3 separate regions of the Mus musculus genome follow, and regions 2 and 3 are each linked to region 1. The links are chromatin loops, found by intact Hi-C in ENCODE. Cell type or tissue: heart. All regions are shown on one strand. Links, peaks and the distances in the headings refer to the core of each region. The heading gives the core; the rest is flanking DNA.

The links. A loop is a pair of places that touch in the nucleus more often than their neighbours do. Peaks named below come from ENCODE experiments on the same cell type or tissue, not always from the same donor. Only the 100,000 strongest peaks of a DNase experiment are listed, where the experiment ranks them.
Region 2: it touches region 1 in a loop (2.2-fold over the local background); 15 of 42 quality-filtered maps call a loop at or near these places.
Region 3: a loop joins it to region 1, with 5 times the contacts of the local background. A loop is called at or near these places in 17 of 42 quality-filtered maps.

The regions. Positions count from the first base shown.
Region 1 is chr9:57,855,767-57,866,502 of GRCm38, forward strand. No RefSeq gene overlaps it. Among named protein-coding and RNA genes, the nearest start is that of Arid3b, 24 kb to the left of the region's middle. In heart, for the core only: a CTCF peak has its summit at 6,265 (motif pointing right); no DNase peak of the experiment used is centred there.
Region 2 is chr9:57,904,687-57,915,422 of GRCm38, forward strand. It overlaps Ubl7 (ubiquitin-like 7 (bone marrow stromal cell-derived)), which reads left to right and starts at 6,300. Exons shown (of 11, transcript NM_001122873.1): 1 at 6,300-6,373; 2 at 7,952-8,164; 3 at 9,868-9,987. The coding sequence starts at 7,981. In heart, for the core only: a CTCF peak has its summit at 6,305; a DNase peak (open chromatin) is centred at 6,275; H3K4me3 peaks cover 2,102 bases; H3K27ac peaks cover 1,633 bases.
Region 3 is chr9:57,930,845-57,941,580 of GRCm38, forward strand. It overlaps Sema7a (sema domain, immunoglobulin domain (Ig), and GPI membrane anchor, (semaphorin) 7A), which reads left to right and starts at 9,268. Exons shown (of 14, transcript NM_011352.3): 1 at 9,268-9,484. The coding sequence starts at 9,307. In heart, for the core only: no CTCF peak of the experiment used is centred there; a DNase peak (open chromatin) is centred at 5,027; H3K27me3 peaks cover 1,096 bases.

The DNA of each region.
Region 1 (10,736 bases), core at 3,877-8,876:
AGGTACATGTTGCTTTCTTTGGTAATTGAGAAAATTATATATTTAGGGGGAAAACCTGTACACACTCACGAAGCAAAAGTTACCATGTGCTGCTGAGCACTGGGTTGTTGCTTAGCTCGCCAGTGATCTTCAGGATCGCCTCAGGAAAGTTAACGCTTGAACCTTCATTGAGTTGCTTGAGTTCATTGAGTTGCTTGAAGTTTGGAGCAAAGGTCCCCGTTCTAGGCTGGAAGCTGAGGTTTGCATCCTGGGGTGTTTCACTGTGATTCATGTGAGCCCACTGCTCTATCGTCTTCCTATCAGTGTAAATATCTGCCTTGTAGTCACTCAAGTATCTTTCTCCAAGGTACACTTTGCAAGAGTGGATGCTGAACAATAATAGGGGCAGATCTTAGCTTTATACCTTGGCTACAAACTAAAAGAAAGTGTAAGTGAGTGGGCTGAGCTGGATAGTGCTGGCATGAAGCTGGCCAGGTCTTTGCATGTGCAGGGTTCCAGTGGAAAGAATGTGAACACAGGACAGTAGCAAGAGATTAGTAACAACCTAAATGTCTATCCACAGGAAACTGGTAAATAAGGTGTGGTACTTAAGCTACATACAAAGCAAAAACAGGGACTAAGGGTACAGCTCAATGGGTATATATATCCTTGGCATAAGTGTAGCTCTAGATTTGTTCTCCAATTCAAAAAGCAAGAAAATAAATAAATAAAACAAATGTAGCCCAATTGGTAGAATGTTTACCCGGGATGCACAAGGCCCTGGGTTGATTCCCTATAACACTTTACAAAAAATGCCAAGTGGGCCAAGTGTATTCCAGATATGTGCCACCATTCCTGGGACACACATATGATCTCAGTACTTGAGAGGCAGAGACAGGTGAATCACTGTGAGTTTGAGGCCAGCCGGTCTAAAAAAAGAAACAAAACACTCTCTCTGAAAACAAAACAAACATGCTGATGTGGTGACAGACCTGTGACCCAATTACTGGGAGTATCAACAGGTGGGTCAGAAGTCAGTCATCAGCACTGGCTTCACAGGAAGTTCAAGACCAGCCTCATCTCTATCCCACAAAACAACAACTAAAATAAAAATTTAGTATTGGTAATTATCAATAATAATTACTTATAAGCATATACACACAGATGTACATAATTATATTGGGGAAGTATGACTCAGGGTATGTATGAGTTAATGTTTCTTTTTATTTTAATTTTTATTTATTTATAATTTTTAAAAGATTTATTTATTTTATGTATATAAGAACACTGTTGGCCAGGTGTGGTGGAGCACACCTTTAATCCCAGCACTCGGGAGGCAGAGGCAGGCAGATTTTTGAGTTCGAGGCCAGCCTGGTCTACAAAGTGAGTTCCAGGACAGCCAGGGCTATACAGAGAAACCCTGTCTCGAAAAACCAAAAACCAAAAACCAAAAAAACAAACAAACAAACAAACAAACAAAAAACCACTGTCGCTGTCTTCAGACACACCAGAAGAGGGCATCAGATCCCATTACAGATGGTTGTGAGCCATCATGTGGTTTATTGGGAATAGAACTCAGGTTAAAAACTTTGAAAAGACAAGCAAAACAAAACAAAACCAAAAAAAACTTGGAGGAGGTGCTGGAGAGATGGCTTAGTGTTTAAGAGCACTGGAGGCACCCACATGACAGCTCACAACTGTCCATAACTCCAGTTCCAGGTGATCTGACACCCTCACACAGACACACATGTAGGCAAAACACCAATGCATATTAAATGAAAGAAAGAAAGAAAAAAGCAAAAACAAAAACAAGAAAAATTAACCCTTACAGTTTCAGCTTCCACTCCTGTTCTTGCTGGTTTTGTGTGTCAACTTGACACAGGCTGGAGTTGTCACAGTGAAAGGAGCTTCAGTTGAAGAAATGCCTGCATGAGATGCGACTGTGAGGCATTTTCTCAATTAGTGATCAAGGGGGGAGGTCCCTTGTGGGTGGTGCCATCCCTGGGCTGGTAGTTTTGGGTTCTATAAGAGAGCAAGCTGAGCAAGCCAGAGGAAGCAAGCCAGTAAGGAACATCCCTCCATGGCCTCTGCATCAGCTCCTGCTCCCTGACCTGTTTGAGTTCCAGTCCTGACTTCATTTGGTGATGAACAGCAACATGGAAGTGTAAGCTGAATAAACCCTTTTCTCCCCAACTTGCTTCTTGGTCATGATGTTTGTGCAGGAATAGAAACCCTGACTAAGACAACTCCGCTCATCTTGAGACCTGCCATATCTTCGTCAAAAAGTGCACACATCACGTCTTTATAATGGAGAAGACTCAGCTACATTGAGACCTCATAGAAAGACCTCTTGTGCCTAATGGGAAGAGTGGCTTTGATAGGTGGTAAGAGCTCTCTGCTACAGCTAGCCTGTCCCTCAAAAATACTCACTCTTCTTTAAGGGGGATGCAGAAAATCCCATTAAAAGATGGACTAAAGGCCGGATTGCAGCTATTTTCTTATGACTGCCAATAAACCCACCCACCATGCAGTGATGGAGCAAGGCCAAGAAAATAGCAGTAAAAACCACCTATCTAAAGAAAGGTAAACAAGAGACAGCCACAGCCGTGCTCCCTCAGGTACGTGTGGACTACGGGTAGAGAGTTACTACTAGACATATTACCAAGCCACTGCTCCTGACCACGGAGGGAGTTCCTAGATCAGAGTCCGTTCTTGAAGGAGAATTCTCTTGTCCTTGTTGTCTCTGATTCTCCGGCAGAGTCTTCCTAGCCATGGACTTTCCTGCTCTTCTCATGAAGCACATGGCTTTGGCTACCTTGTCACCTGAGGGTGGCTTTTATCTGTGCATTCAGGTGTGGTTATAGTTGCTTTTATTTAATTCCTTCAGGAGTTGACCTATTTGTTTCAAAACTGTTCCTTGTGCTGGAAATAATGCCAAAAGTTGTTGTTGTTTTAAAGATACAAAAATACCAGCACTCAATGATCTCTCTCTCTCTCTCTCTCTCTCTCCCTCCCTCCCTCCCCAAAGCACTTCTGTATTCATGGCACCTCCTCTGAAGCTGTACAGAAGAACATCAGGCTTAGCTATTCTTTTTTTTTTTTAAGATTTATTTATTTATTATATGTAAGTACACTGTAGCTGTCTGTCTTCAGACACACCAGAAGAGAGCCTCAGATTCCATTACAGATGGTTGTGAGCCACCATGTGGTTGCTGGAAATTGAACTCAGGACCTCTGGAAGAGCAGTCAGCGCTCTTAACCCACCGAGCCATCGCTCTATCCCCAGGCTTAGCTTTTCTTTCAACTGTGCTTTAGTTGTTCTTTGCAATACTGCAGACTTCCGCAGATTGGTTGCCATATTTTAGCAGACCTTTGTCTCCCAAAACCCTTTCAACTTGCTATAACTTTAATTATTTCAAATCCTATTTTTAATGATGTTTCTTAAGTGCTTTAACCTCCCTCGTAGCCCACCACCCACCAGAGGTGGTGGGAAAGAAAGGATACGGTCAAAGTGGACCTGTTTAGGAAGCTTCTTTGGAGCAACTCCCTTCTGTGTTGTCTGGATACTGGCAGTTCAGTTCACAGGTTGGCAGCAGCAGCTCAATCTACTCACAAACACTTCACGGATACACCAGCAGTCCAGTTTGGTAGAGTCGGGTTAGCAACAGTGGTGACATGACCTAGGAGAACCAGCCAGGCCTCAGCCTTGGCTCGAGTCAGCAGGAGGGACCAACAGGAAAACCAGAAGTTCTCAGCTGTGCCTTTCTTAGAGAAGCGAAAATCAGGGAAGATGCAAGACCCACCGGTGTTTGTTTTACAGACAGCTGTACCTGCAAGCCAAGCTCTGTTTCCATTACTCTGTGGACTCCTATTTGTACCCTCAAAACATCATGTGTCCTCCTCATGATGCCTCAGCACGGGTGTTGCCTCAGCATGGGCATCCAATCAGCCTGAGTCTGTGGAAGGGGCAACAAACCGCAGCACACCACCAGAAGGTTTTTGGTGCGTTTCTCTCTACGGAGTCCTGTCAAATGCAGCTCAACTAAGCAATGTAAGGTGGACCAATGCATGCATGTTGCTAACTAAGAATCTTTCATCACGTGTCCTTTCACGTGCTTGCGTTAGCAGAACATCAAAACCTTCCTTCACAAGTCTGCCTCAGCCTTTCACACCTGTGTCCACTTTAAGGAAACACCGCTTCCCATGTTTGCCCCAGCAAAACACCATCCAACCAACTTTCAAAAAACCCTTAAGTTTCCACCTCAACTTGCTGTTGGGTTTCTTTAGCCACTCCATCCCTACAGAGCCCATCTTTGGACCCTGTTAATTCTGCTTCATTTCACTTTGGAGCTTGCCTGAGTTTCTGTCTCAAGACTTCTCATTAAACACAGCACAGAGCAGTAATCAATACAACTCACATTGTGATGAATGAGCCATAACTTCAGAGCACCACGGGAAAAACATTGTTGTGTTGCTATTGTTAGACGCCACATTAGTGAGTTTCTTTTAAACTCTTTAAGCTTATTCATACGTTTGGTGAGTGTGTGTGTGTGGTGTGTGTGTGTCTGTGTGTGTACGTGTGCACATGCCAGCATGTGTATACCATGCTTGTGTAGGCATTTATTCCATAGTGGGCATGTGAAGGTCAGACAACAGTTGTGAGGAGTCATTTTTCTTCCACCTTTACATAGGTCTAGAGATTGAATTCAAACAGTTGGACTTTTGAGGCAAGTAGCTCTACCCATTAAGCCACCTGCTCACCAAATGAGTAAGTTTCATGATAGCTTGGAAACCACAGTCACTAAGAGACCCACACTTTAAAAAAAAAAGTTTTACCAGATCATACTAACAAGGTGTTTTTCCTGAAGGCTTTTAAACCATGACTTCTTTTAAACCCTGAATGATAAGTCAGGAAGAGGCTCAAGAATTCCATCACATATGAATAAGTCAGTAAGATGCTTTCAAAGACAGCCTCCAGGTAACACTGCCTGAAGCACCTTTGCTCCACTTAGATAGGACTCGTGAATAGGATGAGCCCCTTCTGGTGCTGGAGATCCCAGGTCCTTCTATGCCCAAGGGTGAGGGGTGTAGACAGACAGAACCAGACAGTTTACAAGCCTGAGAGCTAGGGAGCTATCAGGTTTTTGGAGCTAGACTGGTAATTCCTGATGCTCAAGTTGGAACTGCTAGAAGCACTGGCATTTGATTGCTGTGATCCTTGGCTTCCAGGGGCATCGAGCCGTGGAAGCAGTGTGCACCTAGCAGCCTCAGGTGATACCTGTTGGCACGACAGCTCTTGAGCAGGTCTCAGAAGCTCTACAACCGTGGTTCTCAACCTTCCTAATGCTGTGACCTTTTAATATAGTTCTCATGCTGTGGTGACTTGCCAACCACCAAACTATTTTGTTCTTATTTCATAACTATAATTTTGCTATTGTTATGGATCATAATGTATGATCTGTATTTTTATGGATCATAATGTATGATCTATATTTTCTGATGATCTTAGTTATTGTTTTTTTTTTAAACTCTTTTTATTTATTTGTTTGTTTGTTTATTTGTTTATTTATTTATTATATGTAAGTACACTTTAGCTGTCTTCAGACACTCCAGAAGAGGGCGCCAGATCTCGTTATAGATGGTTCTGAGCCACCATGTGGTTGCTGGGATTTGAACTCTGGACCTTCAGAAGAGCAGTCGGGTGCTCTTACCCACTAAGCCATCTCACCAGCCCAGATCTTAGTTATTGTTATGGATCATAATGTATGATCTGTATTGTTATGGATCATAATGTATGATCTGTATTTTCTGATGATTTTAGGCTACCTACTGTGAAAGGGTTGTTTGATCCCTCAAAGAGGTCCTGACCCACAGTGACATGGCCTTCAATTTTGGCTGGCTAGAATTACAGGTCTTGGGACTAGAGTGTCAGGAATCTTAGTCCTGGATAGTGACGAGTGTTAGATCTCTCAGTTCTAGGGCGTCTCTTTGCCCTTAAAGCACAGTAGTTCCCTAGACCAACTCCAGCAACCCAAACCTATGGCTTCTCTTCCTTGGTTTTCATATATCTTTCTGTCTCTCCACTTTTTCTTGTACTCTTTCTGCTTCCAGCACCTCTGTTCCCTGTTGTTTGCCAGTTCTTGTTGTTACTGAGGCAGCTGCCAGCACTGCCATCCTGCTGCTTCTGTGTTTCTGTGGTCCTTGGGTTAACTACATAGGAGAGTCGGCTCTCCTAATGATGCGCAAAAGTTGGTGAGAAAAAACTATTCTGATGTTGTAACACCAGAGGGCAGCACAGGAGGGTGTTTCCCAGCTGAAGAACTAACTGAGCCACACAGCCTACATACGAACTCACATGGAGAGTGTGGCAAGGGCGTGTGCACCCAGCACAGAAGACTCATACACAAATGAAGGGTGACATTTGCATCTATCCTGGCACAGTCCTCCAAGCAAATGAAGAACTGTGTTTGCATAAGCTTCAGATCTGAGGAAGTGCTTCCCTTCTGGCTTAGGTGAAAATGGCTGCGGGGTTGCTTAGAATTCGCCAAGCCTTGCCTGCCTTGGCATTCTGCTTTCCAAGGCTGTCTGGAGCAGTTCCCAGCAGAGTCTTTCAGTTGTCATTATAACGATCCTCTGCAGCTGGCAAAATAACCCCAGAGAAATTGTAAAGTGTCCAGACTCACCAGGCTGCCAATAAAGGGCGGCACGGCTGACAGCTCCCCATTCAAGGGTACCAGGCATAAAGGAAGGGGCCTGTCAAATGCCTGCTTTTGACAGTTTTAGCCATTCACAGAAAGCATTAAAAGGGCGTTTACAGTAAAGACTTAACAAAAGCTCAGAAACTAATGATTCTAATAGCTCACAGTAGTTGATGGTATTTAACAATGCTTAAAAGTGCTTAACTCCTGCCCCAGTGCTCAAGGGAGAGGTGAGTACCTCTAATGTGTCTCAGTAGCACTAGCAAACTTTAAATGGAGTCTACAGTGTTTCTCCAGGAGAACTGGTGTAACTGGCAAAGAACTTTCCAAGCAGAAGATGGAGCCATTCATGCTCATTTGTGAACAAGGTAACACCAGAAACCATCCAAGAGAGAAGCATAGATCAGACCTTATCTTAAGAGAGACCCTTGGAAGCTTCTGTAAGGAAAACAACACTGTCAACAGAACAAATCAGCATCCAACAGATTGGGTAAAGATCTTTACCAATCCTATATCTGATAGGGGGCTAATATCCAATATATACAAAGAACTCAAGAAGATAGACCCCAGAGAATCAAATAACCCTATTAAAAATGGGGTACAGAGCTAAACAAAGAATTCTCAACTGAGGAATCTCGAATGGCAGAGAAGCACCTAAAGAAATGTTCAACATCCTTAGTCATCAGGGAAATGCAAATCAAAACAATCCTGAGATTCCATCTCACACTAGTCAGAATGGCTAAGATAAAAAACTCAGGTTATAGCAGATGCTGGCGAGGATGTAGAGAAAGAGGAACACTCCTCCATTGCTGGTGGGATTGCAAAATGGTACCACCACTCGGGAAATCAGTTTGGCGGTTCCTCAAAAAATTGAACATAGTACTACCCGAGGACCTAGCAATACCACTCCCGGGCATATATCCAGAAGATGCTCCAACATGTAATAAGGACACCTGTTCCACTATGTTCATAGAAGCCTTATTAATAAGAGCCAGAAGCTGGAAAGAACTCAGATGTTCCTCAACAGAGGAATGGATACAGAAAATGTGGTACATTTACACAATGGAGTACTACTCAGCTATTAAAAGGAATGAATTTATGAAATTCTTAGGCAATAGATGGAGCTGGAGGATATCACCCTGAGTGAGGTAAAAGAGCACAAATGATATGCATCCACTGATAAGTGGATATTGCCCAGAAGCTCAGCGTACCCAAGATACAATTCACAAGCCACATGAAACTCAAGAAGAAGGAAGATCAAAGTGTGGATACTTTGATCCTTCTTAGAAGGGGGAACAAAATACCCATGGAAGGGGTTACAGAGACAAAGTGTGGAGCAGAGACTGAAGGAAAGGCCATCCAGAGACTGCCCCACTTGGGTATCCATCCTACATACAGTTACAAACCCAGACATGATTGTGGATGCCAACAAGTGCTTCCTGACAGGAGGCTGATATAGCTGTCTCCTGAGGCTCTGCCAGTGCCTGACAAATACAGATGTGGATGCTTGCAGCCTACGATTGGACTGAGCACAGGGTCCCCAAAGGAGGAGCTAGAAAAAGGACCCAAGGAGCTGAGGGGTTTGCAGCCCCATTGGAGGAACAACAATATGACCTAACCAGTACATCCCAGAGATTCCCAGGGACTAAACCACCAACCAAAGAGCACACATGGAGGGACTCATGGCTCCAGCTGCATATGCAGCAGAGGATGGCCTAGTCGGTCATCAAAGGGAGGAGAGGCCCTTGGTCCTGTGAAGACTCTATGCCTCAGTGTAGGGGAATGCCAGGGCCAGGAAGCAGGAGTGGGTGGGTTGGTGAGCAGGGGAAGGGGGAGGAGATAGGGAGTTTTCGGAGGGGAACCAGGAAAGGGGATTACATTTAAAATGTAAATGAAAAAAAATCTAATAAAAAAGAAAAAGAAAAAAAACTAAAAAACAAAACAAAACAAAAACAAGAACAACAGCAAAAAGATAGACCCTTGGAACACCTCCAAGAGAGTCATACAGTGACTTCCCTGTGTGAGTAATGGAGACTGTGATGACCATTCTTGGTTGTCATTTTCACTACATCTGGAATTAACTAAAAATCCCAAGCAGCTGGGAACATCTGTACAGAAATTCCTTCCTGGACTGAAGATCTGCTGAGACATCCAGTCTCATGGATTCCACAACTGTTGGATTCTTGAACTTTTTGTGGGGAGACAGCTATTGTTGGGCTAGCTGGACCATACCCTGTAAGCCAGTCTCTAATCAATTTCCCTCTCCCCCTCCCCTCCCCCTCCCTTCCCCTCCCCGTCCCTCCCTCTCTCTCTCTTTCTCTCTCCCTCTCTCTCTCTCTCTCACACACACACACACACACACACACACACACACACTCACACACACACTCAGTTCTCCTCTAGCAAACCCTCGCTAATGCAGATATGCACTGGTAATAGTGTGATAGTACATTTCTTTTCTCAATGAATTGAAGCAATGGTGAAATAATCACAGTGCTGTACCTCATATCCCCGTGGTGGTTATTCCAATGCACTTGTCTATGAGAGAGGAGCACATTTTGCGAGGACAACAGCTTTTGGAATATGTACAGTACAGCCTTTAATGTAGAGGTTTCAGTTCTTACCCCTCTCAGCCATCAGGAAAAATCAAAACCAGCCCCAAAAAGGATATTAAAAATTAAGTGAGCTGCTGGGTGGTGGTGATACATGCCTCTAAATCAATCCCAGTACTCTGGAGGCAGAGGTAGATAAGTTTCTATGAGTTCGAGACGAGCATGGTCTACAGAGTGAGTGAGTTCCATGACAGTCAAGACTACATAGAGAAACCCTGTCTTGAAAAAAATTTTTTAAATGAACTAAATTATGAGACACACGTGACTTCCCGTGCATCACTTAACATTTGGTATGACTCTGAGAGATGAATATTTATGTTTTTAAATCATCATTTGAATATTATAGAGTATACGTCTAGCTAGCTCTGTTTTGTTTTGTTTTGTTTATTGACTTGACATAAACTCCAGTCATCTAGGAAGAGGTAACTTCAGCTGAGAAAAATGTTGCTGTCAGATGGGCTTGTAGGCATGCTTTTGGGGGTATTTTCTTGGCTAGTGATTGATATAGGAGGGCTCAGCCCACGGCCTTCCTTTCAGTTCCTAACTCCACGTCCCTGCCTCGCTTTCCCTGATGATGGGTTGTAAATTGAAATTAACTCTTTCCTTCCCTAAGCTGCTTTTGGCCAGTGTTTTGTCAGAGCAACAGAATTCAAACTAGATCAACATCTGAACACCTAGGTGGTTTATGTATATGAGCCACCACATCCAACTTTCTTTTTCTGGTACAGTTTTGCTACCAATGCCTGTGCTACCACATTTGGCTCACATTTTTCACGAGGCCAAGAAATCTACAGAACCTGAAATATTTGGGACTGTTATATATGTTTGATAGTAAACTTTTAAAAGACAAGCATAGGAGGCTGGGGAGATGGCTCAGCAGATAAGGGCACTTATTCTTGCAAAAGACCTGAGTGTTTTGTTCCCAGTACCCACACGAGGGCTCACAAACCACCCTTAACTCCAATTCCAGGGAATATGATGCCCTCTTCTGGCCTCTGCAGGCACCAGTCATGAATATACCTGCATACATGTAGGCAAAAGACTCATACACATAAAATAAGTAAATCTTTAAAAAAATTTTTTTAATTGTATTTTGTGTGTACATTGGCGTTCTGTCTGCACGTCTGTCTGTGTGAGGTGTCAGATTCCCTGGAACTGGAGTTACAGACAGTTGTGAGCTGCCATGTGGGTGCTGGGAGTTGAACCTCAGTCCTTCAGAAGAATAGCAGGCACCATCACACCCAATTTTATACAGTGTTGTGATTAAGCCTTGGGCTTTGTGCATACTCGATAAGTACTCTACCAACCGAATACATTCCCATTCAGCCTGGCATGATTTTACTATTTTCAGCTAGAGAACATAGGTTCCTTGGCCCTTGGTTATGAGTCCTACAGCATCCTAAACTATGGTTTTCTCTACACATAGGTTATGTGCATTAGAGTTTGT
Region 2 (10,736 bases), core at 3,429-8,428, 48 kb after region 1:
GCTGGGGGCAAATCAGGAGATGTTAGCTTTGCAACATGTGTCTTTCTTGTTCTGATGGTGATAGTTGAGATGCAAACGGACATCTCCCAATATGAGTCCATTTCAAACTCTGCTTCTATCATATCTGCCAGCAAAGCATTGGCCAAAGCAAGTCACATGATGGGAGTAGAGATTGAGGTGTGGGGCAGAATACTCCACTTGTGATGGAAGCATCCACGCTATGTCATATGGTAAAGGGAACGAATATAAAGAGGGCGATAATTTGGCCATCAACACAATCTACCACAATGCAGAAGGAAAGGGAATAATAAAGACACTACAACAAAACCACCTAGGAATTAGCAGAGAGTACTTGAGGGGCACAGAATAGGGCATTCTCCATAGTTTATAGTTCTAGGGATGGAATCCATTATTTCTTCCCATCTTAAAATTATTCACTCATAAACGTGTGTGAGTGTGTCCCTTTCAGGGCCATAAAACTTCTAGTTTGTGCTTCATTTCCACATTTCCTCCCCACCCCCTTTTCTTTTCTTTTTTTTTTTTTAAGATTTATTTATTATTATATGTAAGTTCACTGTAGCTGACTTCAAACACACCAGAAGAAGGTGTCAGACCTCATTATGGGTAGTTGTGAGCTTCCATGTGGTTGCTAAGATTTGAATTCAGGACCCTCAGAAGAGCAGTCAATGCCCTTATACACTGAGCCATCTCACCAGCCCTTCTTTTCTTTTTTGCAGTTCCTGGCACAGTGCCTTGCCCAGAACAGACAGGGACCTGGACTATTTTGGTAATAAAATTCCAGCCAAAAGGCAGTCATTATGTCTTTGCCCATTTTATTTCCAGCTCCAGAAGAAAGAAACCCATATACACAACATGGCCTATCTTTGTATTTTATAAACAACTCTGAAATCTCCTTGCCAGACCCAACCAAAAGGAGAACCAGCAGATCTAGCCCCGTGACTGAGAAGTGCTATCGCCAAACTCTGAAGTGCTTGCGTGCATTGTGTGGCTTTTAACAACATGGTAAAATATGCATAACATAAACAGATCATTTAAATAATTTTCACTGAGTAGTAATTCAGTGGCGGTAACAACAGATCACAATGACATGTAACTGTCACCTATCCCTTCCATCTAAAGTGATTCTGAGGGTTCATACTGTAGATGTACACTGGATTATGTCCTCATTTCCAGAAAACAACAGAAACATTTGAGAAATGATGAGACATCATATTTACAACTTGTTCTCAAAATGACTATATCTTTATCTGTATATATGAGGAGGGGGGAGGCCAGGGATGTGGCTTAGTGGTGGAGTACTTGCCTAAGATATATAAAGAAAGGATGAGGGCTGGAGAGATGGCTCAGAGGTTAAGATCACTGGCTGTTCTTCTACATGGTGGCTCACAACCATCTGTAATGGGATCTAATGCTCTCTTCCTGTGTGCCTGAAGACAGCTACAGTGTACACATATACATAAAATAACAAAAAAAATCTTTAAAAAGGAAAAAAGGATGATAAGGAAAATGTAAAATGTTAACAATTGGAACTTTGGGTGAAGGACTGGAACGAGTTATTTTGTAGAATTTTAAAAAGATTTTATTTTTATGTGTATGATGTATCATGTGGGACTTGTACCTGCAGACGTCAGAAGAGGGGGTCAGATCCTCTGGGTGGAGTTTGGATTGTTATAAGTCATCACATGGTTGCTTGGAATTGAACTTTAGTCCTCTGTGAGAACAGCAAATGCTCTTAACCATTGAGCCACCTCTGTGGCCCCCATTTTGTATAATTTTTGTAACTTTACTATCAACTTGAAATAACTTGGAAATAGTAGAAGCATCACTTTTTCAAAAGACAATTTCAGCATGTGTGAAAATATTCAAGCTAAGTGAAATATGTAGATTACCAAACAAATGTGCAGTTTAAACTTTGTTGACTGCATATATTTAGTTGGATATATTGCTCATGCATGGTTAGTTCAAAAATATAGTTCATATATATTTTAGGAGCGTTAAAAAAAGTAACAATTATCATCTGTTAGTAAGAAATAGCCTTGCCCAACTTAGAACAAAAGAAAGTTGGCAAGAATTTGTGTTACCAGATATCAAGGCCTACTTGAAAGGTACGTTGATTGGGGGCTGGAGAAATGGCTCAGTGGTTAAGAGCTCTTTCTGGGACTCAGGTTCAACTCCCAGCACCAGTACGGCAGCTAACAATCATCTGTAACCTTAGTCCCAGAGGATCAGGTGCCCTTTTCTGGCTTCCTCCAGCACCGCATGCATGTGATTTACAGACATACAGACAGGTAAAAACATTCACATGCATAAAATTTTTTGTAATTATTCTTAAAAAGAAAAAAGGTATTTGGGCTGGAGAGATGGCTCAGCAGTTAAGAGCACTGGCTGCTCTTCCAGAAGACCCACGTTTAATTCCAGCATCCATAGGTGGCTTCCAACCCTATGTAACTCCAGTCCCAAGAGAGCTGTTGTCTTCTTCAGCCCTCCAAGGCACCAGGTAAGCATGCGGTGCAAAGACATGCATGAGGACAGAACACGGATACACATAACAAAGAAATGGAAAAACCCACAATGTTACATAAATACATTCACTGTCTGAAGAGAGTGACAGTGTACTCACATACATAAAAAGTCACACAGCTGTACTTATAGGAAAACAAGGAAATCCTCAGATGCCAATGAGAAAAGAGGAACTGAAAGGCTCATCGAGGTTGAACTGATGAGAACCTCCCGTGAAGACCTGTGCTTCTGGACATCTTGCTCGGGAGTTTTTGGTTTGGGGTCCTGGGGCCTCATAGAGGTTGAAACTGATCATCTCAGCACGAAGTGGAAACCCTTAAAGTATTTGCTAGTATTTAGTAATCTGGAAGGCTAGATTATTAAAACAATAACTATGTATACAAGAAAAGAAGGAAAGCTCTCTCTGCTTGGCTTTGAGGAGAGGGATCTGGAAAGAGCCCCTGTGTGACAAGGCTCTTCCCTTAAAATGTGAAACCTCAAGCCTGCATTTTGCATAAGTTTGAGGTCAAACCTTCCTAATACCTTCCAGGGATAGGCACAGTTTGTCCCATTGATCTTGACAAATCCAGTCCACTGGGACAGCACTAGCAACACCCATATCATTGAAAGAAGTGCCACAAACAAAAATATTCATAGAAATAATGGACTGTTTAAAAAAAGAGAGAGCGGGGCTGGAGAGATGGCTCAGCGGTTAAGAGCCACTGACTGTACTTCTAAAGGTCCTGAGTTCAATTCCCAGCAACCACATGGTAGCTCACAACTATCTGTAATGAGATCTGATGTTCTCTTCTGGTGTGTCTGAAGAGAGTGACAGTGTACTCATATACATAAATAATTTTTTGTAAAGAGCAGAAAAATCCATCTTCTCAAAAAAGAAAGAACACTCAAAAAAGTGCTCTTAACCACTGCCTCGTTTCTCCAGCTCCACCATTTGTGTCTGCAGTAGGAGCTGTTACAGATGAGTTTCATTTACTTTCTTGTGAGACTCAGAAATCCTCATATTTGTATAAGGTTTGTTAAACACCATTTTAAAAGTGTTGAGCTGGGTAAAGGCACTTGCTTTCTACAAAAGCTTGACTACCTGAATTTTAGATTTCCAGAACCCACAGGAAAGGCAGAGAGGCAGTAGTGTGATCCCAGCACACCCCTGCCAGGGGATGGGAAGCTCAAACAGGAGACTGTACAGAAGCTCTGGGGCCATCTAGCCTGCTTTACATGGCATTGAAGAGAACCGATTCAAACAAGATGGAAACTCGAGGGTCAATCCCAGGAGGCAGTCACCTGACTCTACACTTTTATCATGGCACACACCCACCTACACCCATTGCCGTGGCATTCATGCACTCCCCCAGAATACTACTAATAAAAATTTAAATGTCCATTCTTACAATTTGTTTCTCAATAGAATTCTTGATTAGACCAAATGATCTCTTGAACATTTAGTGAATGCTCATCAGCACGTTCTTAGAGCTGACAAGGATATCAGTGTTTCCAAATAAGAACTGGCTGAAGGACCTGGTTTTGGCCTCTTTCCTTCTTGCCAGACGTCTAACTTTGTCTTGTGTCCAGGCTTCTTTTTCTAGGCCCTGACCTTTGCTTGGGAGCACGGTACTTACTCGCTAACTGGGTTTACACAGAACCTGTTTGGTTGATTCCTTCATTAATTTGCCCATTTGCAACATCATCAATTGAAATCTCCTCTCTCCTCTCTGGAGAACAAAAGGCATACAATAAGACAGTCATATTTGATAAATAGCTTTGGCCTGGATCATTCATTCAAGACATTCCTTTTTTTTTAAAGATTTATTTTATTTATTGTATGTAAATACACTGTAGCTGTCTTCAGACACCAGAAGAGGGAATCCGGTCTTGTTACGGATGGTTATGAGCCACCATGTGGTTGCTGGAATTTGAACTCAGGACCTCCAGAAGAACAGTCACTGCTCTTAGCCGCTGAGCTCTCTCCAGCCCCCATTCAAGACATTCTTATTGCTAACCTGCTATGTTTCAGGTAAAGATCAACAGTGGAAGGTAAGCAAGGCAGTTAAGGGCCATTTTTTCATGAAAATTATGATGACAACAAACAAAAGAATCTCCTGAGCATTCAGCTCCATTTTGAGAACACAAAAAGAGACAGAATTTCTGACATCTCCGGCAAACAGTTAAGACACAGTACTAAACAAAATTTAATGAAATAAAGTGTGTTTAAGTGTCAGTACTTTAGTAGATAGAAAATTGGTTAAGAGGATGGCCACTTAATTCCTGAAAGAGGGGCTGTATTTAAAAATGGACAGGATAGGGAAGAAGGACTTTGGGCACCGTGAAACTCTCTAGCAGCATGCATATTTTATAAGACCAGGAGGGTTAATTATGTATGTGTAGTTTGCTTTTTCTCTGTTAAGCTATTGTACTCAGTTACTACCCGAGTTCTGTCCTAGAGTGGACTGTACAAGAATACAACTTTTGTTTTGTTTTGTTTTTCGAGACAGGGTTTCTCTGTGTAGCCCTGGCTGTCCTGGAACTCACTATGTAGACCAGGCTGGCCTCAAACTCAGAAATCTGCCTGACTCTGCCTCCTGAGTGCTGGGCTTAAAGGCGTGCGCCACCACGCCCGGCAAGAATACAACTTTTACACTTGTGTACACAGTAGCTATTATGAACTTTTTTTAAAAAAAAGATTTATTTATGTATTTTATACACTGTCACTGTCTTCAGACACACCAGAAGAGGGCACCGGATCCCATTATAGATGGCTGTGAGTCACCACTTGGTTGCTGGAAATTGAACTCAGGACCTCTGGAAGAGCACTCAGTGCTCTTAACTGCTGAGCCTTCTCTCCAGCCTGAACTTTATCTTTTAAAATTACATTTTTTTATTAGTGTGTGTGTGTGGTCAGTTTTGGGGAGTCAGTTCAATCCTTTCACCATTTGTTCCCGGGGAGGTCCTCAGGTTTGAATGCAAGTGCTTTTACCTGCTGAGCCATCTCACCCGTCCCTCAGCTTCACAGTTTTAAAGTTGGTTGTTTTTGGTTATTGTTTTCCTTAATTGTGGAACTTTCTGAGAAAAATCACTTCTCTCTTGAGTTTAGCTAACTCTAACTTTTGTGTAAACTCAATCCAATTTGATTGTGCATTAGTTTCTCAGCCATCTAAAACAGGCAGTGTCTCCACGAAAGTTCAGTGGAAATTCCCCTCCCCAAACTGATTCTACGAATGACTGTGTTATAAACCCCATTGTTGCATGTTCGCGGTGGGCCAGAAACCCGACTTAATCACTCCCCTTACGGACTCAACTTTTAGCGCCCTGGTGCGCTGCCACAAGGCAGGTTTCCTGGGAGAAAGGAGCAAGAAGCACAAGAGGCTGGCTACGTGGGAGAACTGCGTCTTCATCGGAAGGGCCGCGGGGCGCCTGTCCACTTAGGAACCCGTCCCCCTCGGAGAAGGCTCGCCCTCCGGCCTAGGACTCCTCCAAACCCGGGACAACCAACAGGCTTCACATATATCCCTGGAGAGCGCGGGAATCATCGGGCTATTGGCTGCTTTCGAAAATTCCACACTGAGTCTCCCTACCTCAGGTGGTGGTACAATTGTGTCTGACAGAAAGCTACAACCTACTGGCTTCTAGGACCTCAAACTGCTCGTGCTCGCACTCACGCCTCCTAGGACCCGGAAGCATTGCCACTAGCTGCTGGACGGCCATTTATAAGGGGCTGGGTCTCAGTGAAAACTATAGTCCCCAGAATGCAGCGCGGAGCTTCCGGTTTCCGGCAAGAGGACCAGAGTGAGTGTTTACACCGGCGGCTCGCTGCGGCCGGGTTCCTTCCGCGGGACGGGTGAGGGCGCTGGGCCCCCTCCCTGGGCGCGCGGGGCTCTCGTGGGTCCGGAGTAGCTAACTGGTCCCACGAGAGAGGTGGGGTTGTCAACATTGTCCCTACTCACGACTAGGTATCTGTGACCTTGGGCCAAGAGACTTCAGCTTTCTGAGTCTTTATTCCTGATCTGTAAAATAAGGACAATGATGCCAGTTTCAGGAGACAGTTGTGAGGATTGAAATCGGTATACAAAAACCTCCTTTCTCGCTTTAAACCTAAAGGTGGATAGTACCTTGAAGTCCGCTGGGTCGCACCACAGTTTTTTCTTAGCCTTGTCTTTACTGCAAGAGACCTCTTTGGCAGAAATAGTGTCTGTAACAAGGACTGGTCTTGCGGTACAAGGCTCTTGCACCCTTTGAATTTTTAGATTTATTTTGTGGGCATTCATATATGTCAGGCTGGGGACTGTGTTAGAAAAGCTCTAGTCTTGGCTTTCAAGAATGGGGGGGGTTTCACAAATATGAGGGACGCAATGAGAAGTTGAGAAGTAAATAAGTTGTACAAGGGAAAAAGCAGCAAAGAGAAGGTAGCTTTCTAAGTCTGGCATCTGGTAATGAAGCTGGCTGACTTGTCCTCAAATCTATTGATTTGTGTTGCTCTTTTGCCTTGAGGGAACAGGGAATGTGTGACCAAGAAGAGAGCATGGAACCGATGTGTTTGTGTGGGTCTTGGTAGGAGTTTGCTAAGAGGCCAAAAAGGGAAGAGAACTTATATGCAAAGACAGGAGGTGAGCAGAGTTACATATAGGGGACAACTTTGTTATGAAGTATACTTACGTGTGTTGTTATAAAGGGGCAGGGCTGGGTCTATTGAAGAAAGCTGGTAGGCGTCAGAATAAATGGGTTTGTAATCTGGCTGTGGAGTTAACACCCACCTGTTCATAGAAGTGCTTTGGGATTAATGGGGGCCTTCTAAGCAGTTAAGTTTGTTAGATCTGTGTTTTAACAATAAGACATTGGGTGGTGCTATAGATCTCTGATAAGGGCAGGCAAGAGAGACAAGGGCCCTCCTTAAAGTGTTGTTATAGCTAAATCAAAAGCTGGAGAAGAAAACCAGAAATGAGTGTGTAGAAGGGAGAGGGTTGGGTGATCTTGCTTGAACCTCACAACATTCCTATCCAACTGATTGGCCTTTTGTGTTTACTTTTTTTTTTTTTTTCTTTTGTTTTTTTGAGACAGGGTTTCTCTGTGTAGCCCTGGCTGTCCTGGAACTCACTTTGTAGATCAGGCTGGCCTTGAACTCAGAAATCCTCCTGCCTCTGCCTCCCAAGTGCTGGGATTAAAGGCGTGTGCCACCAATGCCCGGCTTTTGTGTTTACTTTAAAGGTGAAGAAACTGAGGCATAAGAGAAATCCCTTGTAGTCCACCAGAGAAAGAATTAAGGGAGGGACACTAGGTTCTAGTTCTAGCCTCTTAGTGCTACACCTATGTTTCTCTAGCAGTAGTACACTGAAATGATCTTTCCTTTATTCTTGTTGCAGGGAGAGATGAGTAGGGAGGTGGGTTGACTTTTAACCGTTAATGCCTTATTGTTTTACAGGGAGAAAGAGAGAGCGCGAAAGAGAGAGGATGTCTCTCTCAGACTGGCATCTGGCAGTGAAGCTGGCTGACCAGCCACTTGCTCCAAAATCTATTCTTCAGTTGCCAGAGACAGAACTGGGAGAATATTCCCTAGGGGGCTATAGCATTTCATTTCTGAAGCAGCTTATTGCTGGCAAGCTCCAGGAATCTGTTCCAGACCCGGAGCTGATCGGTGAGTCTTCATTGGCAGGAGCTGGGTTGCTGCTCTTGCCCCTGGGACAGGAGGTAAAAGGGCTTGTTGCCTCCTTCCAGAGTAAGTTTTACATGAGTGAAAACATAAAACATGACAAAACTGTTGTTTGTCACTTTAGTCTCATGTTACACTGAACTACGTTATTATTTAAGACTCTTCATTATGATGTTGTTGAAGTCTTTTGTCTGATCGAACAAAATTAGCAAAGACTTGCAGATGAGACAAGACTCCTCAATCTGTCACCTAAGACTTAAGGGATAATTAGAAGGATGTTTTTGTTTGTCTTGATGGCTGAATAAAGGGAAGGCCGCAAAATAGGAAATGAGGTTGGCAATGTACTCCTAGTGGAGGAAGGAAGAGCTTTCGTAGAGAACAGTCAGATTAGATTAGGAGCGAAATGTACGCTAGCCAAGGGTTCTCCCTGGTGAAGACATTCCTATCACAGGTGATCAGCTCCATCCTCTTTTTTCGGTTTTTCGAGACAGGGTTTCTCTGTGCAGTCCTGGCTGTCCTGGAACTCACTCTGTCCAGGCTGGCCTCGAACTCAGAAATCCGCCTGCCTCTACATCCCAAGTGCCACCACTGCCCGGCAGCTCCATCCTTTTTGATGTTATATTTTTCACATTTATGTGGAATCACTACTCTCTACAGGGTTGAGCTTTAGAGGTGTACTGTGCATATACTTCTTAAATAAGCATTTGTACTTGATAAAGTTGTTTAAAATGTTGGGGTTTTGTTTGTTTCAAGACAGGGTCTCACTTTGTAGCCCTGGCTGGCCCAAACTCACCACTTATCTCTGCTTATTGAGTGCTGGGATAAAAAGTGTGTGCCAGCACACCTAGTCAAAATGTCTTTTATTTATTTATTTATTTATTTATTTGGTTTATTTATTTATTTATTGTTTTTTTCGAGACAGGGTTTCTCTGTATAGCCCTGGCTGTCCTGGAACTCACTTTGTAGACCAGGCTGGCCTTAAACTCAGAAATCCGCCTGCCTCTGCCTCCCAAGTGCTGGGATCAAAGGCGTGCACCACTACGCCCGGCAAAATGTATTTCTTAATGTCCCCAACACACATTGTGCTGACGATTAAATCCTGGGTCTTGTATATGGTAGGGAACTAGTCTGCTACTGAGCTGTATCCAAAGCCTATTTATATGACTTTTTTTATTTTAAAGCAAGATCTTAATAAATTGCTCAGGCTAGCCTCAAATATCTGGGATTATAGATATGTGCCACTACACCTGGGAGAAAGTCTTTTTTTGTATGTATGTGACGCATGTATGTGAGTGTACAGAAGTATGCACTCGTGCATGCATATGAAGAGACCAGAGCAGGATGTCGGGTGTTTCCCCATCTCATCCACCTTATTTCCTTGGCACTGAATCTGAATCTTCTTCCAGTTTGGGTTAGACAGCATGGGCTTGGTGTCAGCTTGCTCTCTGCCTTCAGCCACTGGTATTACAGGCGTGTGCAGCCATGCCTGGCTTTTTATGTGGGAGCTGGGGACTTGAACTTAGGTCGTAATGCTTGCAGAGTGAGTGTTCTTTACCTGGTGAGTTGCTTCCTATCTCCTGAGTGCTGTCTAATTAAAATAAGATTCTCAGGGGATAGAAACCAAATTGCTTTGAGAAACAAAATATGAATAGGCAGGTTTTTTGTTTGTTTGTATGATTTCTTTGTAGATTTGATCTACTGTGGCCGGAAGCTAAAAGATGACCAGACCCTTGACTTCTATGGTATTCAGCCTGGATCCACAGTCCATGTTCTCCGAAAATCTTGGCCTGAGCCTGATCAGAAACCTGGTAAGGGAGAGTTTGTCCTCAGTTAGATGGGCAGAACTTTCTAGTATCTCCAAGGGAAGAGCTTGTGTGTTCCTGGGATACAGTCCTGGGTGATTACCAAAGTGGTGATAGGTGCTATCTCTATCCTTATTGGTTTAGATCCCCATTGGTAAATTAAGATGTGACGTTGTTATTGTTAACACCACTAATAATAGATATATATATATTTTTTTTTTTACTTAATAAGTTCATTAACCATTGTTTTCTAACCATGTAGTGTGTATGGATCTATTTAAACTCTTTAGATCAACAGTTGATTTTTCAGTAAACTTTACATTCTTTTATTATCGTTGCTCTGTTCATTAGACAAAAGCCAGGAACTTAATTTGTTTTTGTAGTGCTATAGTTCGTTCTTGGTTAAGCAACTCTTCCCACAAATTCCCTCAGGTGATGATTTGTTCAGTAAGCTAACACCGCCTGCTGAGCTCATAACTTACCTCCAGAAATATTCCACTAGCATTCAAGTAGCTCTCGGAGAAACTCTACAAAACCTAAAGCCCTTTTAGTTTATTAATGGAAGTTGCTCTTGGAATTTACAATTTAGATTTTGTGTTTGTGTTTTAAACATGTCTCCATGTATAAAGCTAAGCTATGTAAAAGAGGTCAGCATTGTTAAATAGCAGTTTGACATTTTTATTTGTCTGTGTCTGTTATGAGTGGTTATCAATTTTTTTTTTTTTTTTTTTGGTTTTTCGAGACAGGGTTTCTCT
Region 3 (10,736 bases), core at 2,562-7,561, 74 kb after region 1:
TATTTCTCCTCCTGTAGTTTAGTTACTTGGTGATTCTATGTGGCCCTTTGAACTACCCTCCTGATCTTGGTCCCCAGCACGTCTTGGTCTGTATGACCTTTATGTTAGTAATAATCTTAAGGAGAGGTACTCAGAAGAAGACATTATTCCAGATATGCCCTCAGTCCATTGTAATTTTTGAAGTTTCTGCATTTCCTTCATGATCCTGAGTTGATGTTGAGAAGTATTGTGATAGAAGCAAAGGCCAAGGGCCAGTGGTAGTCCGATGGTGCTGATGCTGCACTCCCTAGAGCTTGCCTCCTCTCTTGGTTCTCTTACTCTGCTCAAGGCTCCCGAGCTCATGCATCCCTTTCTGCTGCAGAACCTTTGTCTTTGCCCTTTCTGGAACAACTCTTGGTACCCGTTACACAGCTTCCCAGAATTGAGTGAACAGTTTCCCTTGTTTGTCAGGTCTTTCCTCCATGGGCTTGGCACATTGGCTTTGCTTCCTGTGGTCATATTTTAAACAGTCCATGTTGAGCCTGATAAGTGCCCCCACCGAGCCCGGGGCTTTCCGTGGGCTGAGGGCTCCTTCCTTGCCATTGTGCTTTTCACTCTTTCAACAAACAGCCTCTCTGTGTCATGTAAACATGGTGGCCTACTTGCTCCAGAAGAACTGTGCTATTGGTAAGGCAGGCAGACCTTGCCCACTAAACCCTGATGAAAGCTGGGCCAGACAAGGCCAAGGCTGAGTGGGTGACTCAGGGGGAAGGAATCACTTAGATTAGTAGTATGTCCCTTAAGAGAAGCTGCCTGGGGGAAGAGGTGTTGGAGCTAGAATGGAAGGTTAAGGAAGCAAGTGTATGTGCTGTGTGCCTAGCTGTGGAGAGGGGATGTCTGTGTGGACCTGCTGGTGTGGAAAGTAAGTTGGGCACCACAGGAAGTCAGAATTTTAACTGGGGAAGCAGCTTTCCATCTTATATAGGTCATTCTAGCTTCTGGTTGGTGAATAGATTGGCAATAGACAATGGAGAAGAGTGGAAAGGTTGAGGCAGTGGGCCACTTTGGTTGACAGAGGTCTGGCCTGGCAGTAAAGGGGAGCTTGGGGGATAGTTGCTATAGTTAAAACAGACTCCAGTCTTTAGGGAGAGGGTACTCCTAGCATTGCCATTAAACAGATGGAGACAACAAGGTTCAGAGGGGGAAATCCTGTCAACAATTTCATGGTTAGGAAGTGGGCAGCTAGAAACTGACTCTGGTGTAGTTTTTTTCTGCAGCTGTGGCCTTTGAGATGGGAGGAGTAGGTGATGGGGGCCGTCAGCAGGCTAAAGAGCTCGGGTTTTCTCCTGAGGGGTTCTCAGAAGAACACACTATTCCAGAGATGCCCCAGCAGCCTATTCTTTACCTACTCTGCAAAAATGTTTAGGTTTCCACATTTCCAGTCTTGAGTTGATGTTGAAGAGTATTTGCCGTAGCAATGAAGACTCAGAACTCTCTAGGCTTCTGGGTGCCAAGCCTTTTGTGCCTCAGTAATCTGCCTGGAGCCCTGCCTTGTGGAGTGTCTATGCAGGACAGTGGGGCGGGGTGGGGGTGGGGTACCAGATTTGTATGTGAGATAATCTGACAGCTGTGTGGAGGCTGGATTTGTGGGAAGTGAGACTGAGGATGGGTAACCAGTGAGAAGGTTCGTTATCTCCAGATGGGACACTAGGACCTGCAACCTTCTGCAGCAGGAGGGGAGGGATGTGAGGTGTGAAGGGCAGACCAGATCTGGGGGTGGGGAAAAGGGGAGGCAGGATGTGAGTAGGTAGATGTTGATGCTGCCAAGAGTAAGGGGTACATTTGGAATAATGCAAGACCAGTTTGGACATAGTGAGCTTGAGGTACTCCAAGACAGCCAGGCAGTGGTCCTTGGGCTGAGATAGTCATCAGGAAATTTCAAGTTCAAGGCTATGTTGGCATCTTATGTGGAAATCATCTCTCCAGGAGAACGTGGAAGAAAATAGATATCCACAAAGGAGTTAGGCTTTATGGGAAATGGTGACTGGGAGATGTGAGAAGGAGATCTACTTCTGGGAAGGAGAAGGGGGTCACCAAAGTGGGGTGAAGGAGGTGGACAGGGCATGCATGGTCAGTGGCATCAGCCGCCAGGCAAGCCTGGTCACAGAATGCCACCTTGCACTTAGGGATGTAGGCCTGGGTACACTGGAGCTTGAGCTGGGTTGCAAGAACTGGCCCTGAATAAGCCATGGGCAGTGGAGGTCAGGAGGCCAGGGATCCTAGTGAGGGAGCAGAGGTGGGGCCCAGCGAGCATTTGCAGTTCAACAGAGGTGAAGTTGGAATTGATGACAAGAACTTTTCTAGGAAGCTAAGGGGAAAAAAAGGAAGAGAGACCCTAAAATAGAATATGCAAATATGCAGAGATGGGTGAGCTTTCTGAACAGATCTTTCTCCTGATATAACTCAAATTTGGCTGGGCTGACACGGACTGGGCTGGCACAGCTTGCTGGGCACATGGGCCTGGGTTCTGCTCCTCGCCTCAGCCCCATCTGGCCTGGGCCCCAGACCAAGCTCTCAGAGCCCTACCCTGAGGTGGCTTCTCATTTCCTCTGCCACAGGCCTTGGCAGTGATGGTTTGGTGAGAATGTTGGGGGAATTTATTGACATGCCTCTGTTTGCCTCCCCTGACACCCACGGTTCGGCCTTCTCTGGCTCTGGGCCATAATCATGTCAGCTTGGTTACACTGTTCCTGTGGGCTTGGCCATGTCTTGGTCCCATACATTTATTCTGCAGTTGCTGGTAACAGAATTCATCCTTCCCCAGGCCAGAAATGCCTTTTCACAACGACCCAGGCTTCTGCCTCAGCAAGGCTAGGTCCCAGCAGTGCTGTGCAGTAATGCTCATTTATCGGGCATTCCATGCTGGGATTGAGTTGAGACCCATGGTGCCATCTCAGTGCATTCTCAGAACAACCTTGAAAAGCAGGTTTTTATTATCCTGTGCCCACAAGTGCTGCCCATTAGGAGATGTAACTATGTTGGGAAACCAGCCTTTCCAGGGCTTGGGTGAGACAGTGTATCCAATAGCCATCCTTACTGTCACCTAGGCTCTGTCCCCAGCCCACAGTCTGGAAGCTACCTGGGCTGAAGAGTGTATTAAACCCTCACCCTGAGAGTGGCAGTTTAGGCATGGGAGGGGAACAAGCTTCTATGTCAGACCAACCGAAGGTTAGATCACTTCCACACATGGCTTGTATTCTGGGAGCCTCAGTTGTATCCTGTTTGACATTTTATTCTAAGTCTATAGATACTGACAGTGTGTGTATTGGAGACACATGGCACTCCAGAGCTGGGTTGGGGACGATTCAAGGAGTTGGAATCCTACCACATAAGGTAGCACAAGGGGAATCCAAGGTGGAGGACTAGAATAAGCCTTTCATTGAGAAACCAAAAATCCAATTGCTAAGGGGCTGGAGAGATGGCTCAGTGGTTCAGAGCACTGACTGCTCTTCAGAGGTCCTGAGTTCAATTCCCAGCAACCACATGGTGGCTCACAACCATCTGTAATAGGATCCGGTGTCCTCCTCTGATGTGTCTGAAGATAAATACAGTGTACTCACACACGTTAAATGAATGAATGAATGAATGAATGAATGAATGAATGAATAAATAAACAAATGTATTCTGGCTTCAAAAAAGAGGCCATCTAAAACAAATCCCCTCAAATTTGGAGTTGAAGAGGTTGTTCAGTGGTTACTTATTAAGTATTCAATTCACAACTACCTGTAACAGCAGCTCCAGGGAATCTGACACCTCTGGCCTCTGAAGGCATCTGTGTACACACAGACACACACACACACACACAGACACACACAGACACACACACACACACACACACACACACACACACACACACACACACACACACAAGATTTCAAAGAATTTGACCTAAATTTATGAAGGGGCTGTATTCTATAAAGTGAATAGACAGAATTGTGTAGCTTTAGACCACTATTTGGCAGTCTTCCAGAGGAAGAAACCTTTGTGCAGAGCTAAGAAGATGGGCAGAGGTCCTCCATGATGGAGTACATTGTCATCAGAGGCATGTACTTAGAGGCTGTCTGAGGCCACGAGGGCTGTGTTAAGAGGCTCCTAAGTTGGACTGTATGCATGCCTTTTGAATAATGCTTTTGGTCCCAAGAAGTGCAATTTGTGAGTTCTTACATCCATGAGAAAAGGTGAGTGATTTTTTGGAGCACTGGCCTATATGTGGTCTTCTCATTGCTAGGGTCCTAGCAAGCCCAAGGATCATATCAGCTGGGAGGGTCCGGGCCTACCCTATGTAAAGCATAGTAAGAGTGCATGTCGTCCAGGGTCCAAGCAAAAAAAAAAAAATGCCGAAGGTACCATGCTTTACTCCAGGCCAGAAAGGAGCTGGTTAGGTAAACAACTGCGTCAGCTCTTCTTTCTCACTTGTGAACAAAGAAACCATGGTGGCTTACACCTATGATCTCAATACTCAAGAGGCTGAAGCAGGAGGATTGGTGTAAGTTTGAGACCAACCTGGACTACAAGAGAGTAAGACCCTGTCAAGAAGAAAAAGAAGAGGAGGAAGGGGAGGAGAAGGAGGAAGTGGAAGAGGAAGAGAAGGATAAGGAAAAGAAGGAAGAAGGAGAAGAAGGATAAGGAAAAGGAGGAGGGAGAGGAAGAGGAGCAGAAGGGAGAAGGAGGGAGGAGGAGGAGGAAAGAAAGGAAGGAAGAAGGAAAGGAAAGAAAAAAAGAATCAGAGTTGGCCTGGGACAGGGCACTGCCAAATAACTTAGCTGCCAAGCTGAGATAGGAACTTTCCAGATCCATCTAGTCAGGAGATTTTGTTACAACTGATGGGTCACATGTGATTTCATGTGATTGTATCTGATCCAGGCCCTGGAGAGCAAGAATGGAAGCTCAGAGATGGGTCTGTGGCCTGGGAATGGGCTGGAGGGAGGAGATTTCTCTGCAAAGGTTTGGGAGTTTCTGTCCTGTCCCTAAGACTTGCAGACACCAGGTGGCGCTCCTACCACAAGCCCAGTGCCATCTAAGAGTGCTAAACTGTCTCACCCAGTCATACTTGAGCTGACCGCCTTAACGGAAGGTGAAAAAGTCTAGCTCTTCTCTGCCTGTCCTCACTAAATATTCCTCTCTGGATTTTCACATTTTGATCTCATTGAGTTTTTAACAATTTAGGGTAGAGATCAAATGAAAATGTATGTTTGCGACAGATACAGGTATAGGCTGGCACTGGGCAGTGCAGACCAGAGGGGCTAAGTAATGTGTGTTTTTCAAGTCTTTCAATCAGAGTTGGTAGCTGGTAGACTCTGATCCGGCTTAGGGAGAGAAAGCAGGAGCTTGAGAACAAGCTGGTGAGGGTTTGGAGATGTGTGGTGTGGTGAGATGTGGTACTGGGATCTGTAGAGCCTAAAGAGCTCTGCACTCACTCCTACCCAGGCACACCTAGGCATGTGGCCAGCAACAATGGTAACTAAAGCTACTGTGCCATGCTTGTGAGACGGACAGGCATGGTGTGCAGAGTGGTCCAGATGTGGCCTAAAAACTGTTTTGTTTCTTAAAACTTTATTTATTTATTTATTTATGTATTTATTTATGTATGTATTTATTTATTATTCTGTGTATATGGGTGTTTTACCTGTTCACATGTCTCTGCACCATATGTATACACTGCCATCAGCCCCTGGAACTGGAGTTATAGCCAGTTGAATGCTAGCATGTGAGTACTGGGAATAGAATGTGGGTCCTCTGGAAGAGCAACCAGTGCTCTTAACCATTAAGCTATCTCTCTAGCTCCTAACACCTGGCATCATGCATCCGTGTTAACTTTTTTGGATCATTTGGTGATGCTTTTATTTGATGATGATCTCTTTAAACCGGAGAGTTTGAGCAAAGACTTAACTTTCAACTTCACTTGAAAAGCCAGACGGTCTATCTGCTGCCTTTTCTGTGGCCTCCATGGTCCTGAGCTGAGTAGCAGCTGTCCTGTAAACAGCATTCCACCCATGACCTGCTTGGTCTGTGTGCCTCTGACAATTAGGGGACATGAAGATGAGTAAATCGTTCCTGTTGTTAGAGGCAGGCCTGGGTGGAGACTTAATGGCAGGGATGGAATCCTACATGAGGAGGCGACACAAACGACTAGAGCTATTAATAACCCTGAGAAGTTAGATTCTTAGATTATTATATCTATGAAAATTAGTATGATGGTCAACCTGTGTGTATGTTGTATCTCCTCACCTTGGGCCTCTTGTTGGGGTAGGTCATGCCTGCAAGGTCAGGCTGTGGAATCAAGACTGAGGAAAGCTTGGGAAAGGAGAAACGGACTGAGTTTGGTCCCAGAGGGTAAGAGGCTCTGTTGGAATATTGTGATGGACCTTAGGACCTCCGCTGGTTCTGGGTCACGAAGCTCCAATCTGTATGTGTCCAGATCCTTTGATTTCTCAAGGGTACCCGTTGGATTTGGCTGCACCTTCTCTGCCCCACAGGGTGCAGGTCTGCATCCTTTCTAGTAGTCTTGTCTCCCACTCCTCCAATTCTGGGGCCATGTGAGGAGAAGCAGAGCTGTGTCTCCCCTGCAGACTTGTCATCACTTGCATCTGATGCTGCTTCTGGTGAGGCCATTTCCCATCACTGGTCATGAGTGGCAGGGTATGCCTTGGTTCAGGCTCAAGGGCCAGCTTTGGATTCTAACAAGGCAGGCAGGCAGGCCTGTCACTACCTATACTGTTTCGATTTCCCTGTGTTACCTGAGTCAGGAACCCCCAAACTATTGCTGGTACCTGTTCCCTTCTGTGGCTTTTCCTTCTATAGAATCAAGGAGCAGGCTGCCATCTGGCCTGGCCCGTTGTCCCAGGGTCTGTCTTGGAGAAAAGACGGCCTTCAGCACTTCTCACTCTAGCATGCAGCCTTGGGAAAAAAAAAAAAAAAAAACAAACGCCTTGGCTTCTACCCCTAGTTTCCATCTGTTCCCTATTGCTTAGGAGGCTGAGTCTGGCCCCTGGCCTGCCCTTCTGCTCAGCACGTGGTAACCTAGCCCTGTCTGGGTCCTTCTGAGGATTGTTTGGACCCAGACTGCAGTCAAGTACCAGCGGCAGCACGCAAAGGCACATTACACTGATGGAAGCAAAGGTGTTGGCCCTAGAGAGACCACCTAAGTTAAAGTCCCAGCTCTGCCACTGTCTCTGTCCACCCGAGTGAGTTTAGGTAGATTGTATCACCTTTCTATGCCTTAATTCCCCTGCTTATAGAGAGAGGAACTATAGCACCTAACTCCTAGGATCATGAAGTCGGCATTAAAAATGAGGCAGTGGAATGTTTATAGCATGTAATAGTAACCACACTATTGGCAATTGTTATTAAAGTCAGAAAAGTTGGCTTTCTGTCTCCATTCATTCATTTCCAATTGATCTCAGACGGACCCCTGTTGTCCTGGATGCCTCAGAGTTGTCCCTAAGTTGGAGCTATGTTTCCTTATCAGAGGAAAAAAATGTAGGTCTGAGAGGAATGATGTAGGCGGAAGTGGGTTGCATTTTATGAGTTACTGTGCACATGGGTAATGTTTTCATTTCAGATGCACTTGAATGCTTGGTTCTTAAAGGCAGGGATGGGTGGTTTCTTAACTTGCCCCAATCATTTATAGAAATGAAGATACTGGAGGGCATAACTGCCCAGAATATGAGTCACTGGGCTAGAAAGCAAGTATCATTCTTAGAAGCTACTTTGGCCTGGTCAGTTTGCCAACTTTAGGGCCACAGGATTCAGTGCAGGCCTGGGAAGGAGTTCTTGGGCTGTCAATAGGCTTTTCTTTCTGGGGTTGTGATCTTAGGCATCATGAAGCTAGTGACTCCGTGCACAGCCCTGTAGTGTCTCTAGACCCCTCCCCACAGAGAGATCTGGAGGAATTCACCTTAGTGGCTAGGGTACTTTGGGGCTTTTAGGAATGGAGAAAACAACTAGAAGCAGACTGTACAATTGGCAGAGCTAAGATTCGCTGTATCAAAACCTCCCTGCCCGTGGAGCAGTGAAGAGGCTGGCTCTGAGGTCAGGGCATCCTGCCCAGGGTCTGCCTGTGTCTACAGCATGCTCAGTATGTCTGGGTCTGTGGGTTTTGAAGGTCAAGTCTTTGTTTACTTCTGTTCCCTCTTCCTTGCCCTGTCTCTTCTTGGTGCAGTACATCTTAGACTACATATACAGTAAGCAATAGATTGGGACAAGCTGACCTGGATGGATTTCCCAGTCATAGCTTCTTTGGGTACAAGCAGAGGTAGGGAATCTGTCCATCTCTGGCCCAAGGAACATGGGAGACCCTTTTACGAAGAGCAGACAAAGTGGCTCTGAAAACATAAGCCAATGACAGAGTTTCCTGGGTTGTTCAGGTGACTGCAGAGGGGCCTGGACCCTCTGATGGAACTACCACCGCGTCACCAGGTTGCCCTTGGTATGTAGCTGAGCCTTAGGCAGAGAAAGATTCCCTTCGATTGGTCTGACCTTCCCTCTCTGATTATGAGTCTTGTGCCCCTCACTTTTTTCTTGGGGAAGGGGCCTTCCTAATTATATCCCCCTCAGTGCACATGGAAATGAGTTTGGATTTTCTGAGCATACACCAGCTGGCTGGGGGGAGGCAGCCCAGAAGGCTGCTGGCTGGGGAAGGGAGGAGAAAGGAGAGGGAGAGGAGGGAGCCAGGCCAAGATGAAAAATTCCCAGTGTTCTCTCAGGCAGAGCAATCGTGGGGCGTTGTGGGCACCCCACACATCTTAGACCTCCCCTCTCTCCTCCACAGAGGAAAGCATCCTGCTCCGGCTGATAGGATCAGCAGAGAGCTGCGTCCCACTCCCGCAAGCCCATTCTATGAGAATGGTTCTCTGACTACAAACCACTTAGCTGACAGCAAGGGGGGTTGTCCGGTGTTAGACTCATCCATGCGCTGAGAGATCCTTACGGATTTCCTAGGCCTTTCTTTCCACTGGGGCGAGGGAAGTGGAACTGAAGCCCAGAGGAGGGATGGGATCTGCCCCTCATGACAGATCACAAGTCTGTCTTCTTTGCAGCTGGGTTCTCCCGGTGGAGTTGCCCGCGTGCGGGTAGCGAAGGTTTTCCTGGCAGCGGTCACCGCACAAGCAAGGGGCCACCGGCAAAGCTAGAAAAGGCTGCGAGGGGCGGGGGGGAGGGGCGGGGTGGGGTCAGGCGCTTGACTCCGCCTCCTGGCGCTAGGTTCTGCCTGCGGCCGGGCGCTGTCTCAGTCTCGGCTGCTTGCCGCTGTCGCTCCGGGGCTGCGGGATGACGCCTCCTCCTCCCGGACGTGCCGCCCCCAGCGCACCGCGCGCCCGCGTCCTCAGCCTGCCGGCTCGGTTCGGGCTCCCGCTGCGGCTGCGGCTTCTGCTGGTGTTCTGGGTGGCCGCCGCCTCCGCCCAAGGCCACTCGAGGAGCGGACCCCGCATCTCCGCCGTCTGGAAAGGTAGGCGGCGCCGCGCGGCCGGCGGGGCGCGGGATCGGACGCCTTGCGGGGCGGGTGCAGAGTGTGCGGCACCCGGAGAGAGTGCGTGTGCGCAGCTCTGCGGGTCTCAGGCTGGCCCCGAAGGGAGCGTGTGGGTCCGGGTGAGTGTTTGTGAGTGTGCGTACTGTCACGCCGGAGCGGGCTGGAGCGCTGCAGCGTGCGAGCGAGTGGCTGGGGCCCGGGCCCAGCTAAGTGGCGCTCCAAGTCCAACGGCAGCTCTGAGCCGGAGCCGCAGCGCCCGAGCGCGGGGGGAGGCTGCGGGCCCCTGTCTCACCGAGGCTCTTTGGCTTTCCGCCACGGGGTCTACTATACAGAACCCTTCTTTCCCCTGGCCAGCTTCATCACCCCGACCTCCTCCTTGCAAGCTGCGAGCTCTGCTGGCACGCGGGGCTCGGGCTCGGCTGGTGAAGGGGGCGCGGACCCATTGCCGCCGCCGCTGCGCTCGGGCTGCGGGAACAAAGACCCCGCCGCCTGCCCCCGCCCCCGCCCCGGCCCGGAGCGCGGGCCAGGCAAGGGGGTGGGCACCCTGCGGCGAACCGGGACAAGGTGCGGTGCAGGGGCTCCGAGCACCTGGGCGCTGTCTCCGTAATGCTAGGACCAGCCGCTCCCCCCTTGCCCGCACGTGGCAGTTGTCACCAGAAATCGGCACTAGCACGGGGAGGGGGGACAGTGCCCATTGGGTGGGGCGAGGCCATTGGGACCCCCAAGCGGCGTATCTGGGGAGGAGTGTGCATCCTTAGGACTGTAGTGAATATGAGAACCTGAGGGACTGGAGTCTTTCCTTCGGGCATCGCAGTTCAGAACCACGGACGGTGGGACAGAAAGCTGGCTAGGTTGGGGTTGGAGGCTTTCTGCCACTAGGGACTGAGCTCCCTCCCTGCATTGCACACAAATGCCTCCCCGCCCCCAGACAAACTCAGCTCTGTACCCAAATTTGGCATCTCTGCAGCCCCTCCCCTAGTGGTGATGGGGGACTCACACCGGGGGCTGGGGGTACTTGTCCTGTCTGTCCCTACTGTCCCTTTGATGCCTTGGCAGTTTGCAGGGATTGCGGAAGTCTGAGCATTATCTGGGGCAGGTATTCTTAGCAGAGGGGGGGAAACCCACATAAAATGAGTGGCCCGAACTGCCGCAGCAGCTGAGAGAATGTGACTTGCCCAAGGTCACTGGGCAGTGTGGGCACTCACTGTGCCGGAGGGGTCTCTGATCTGAC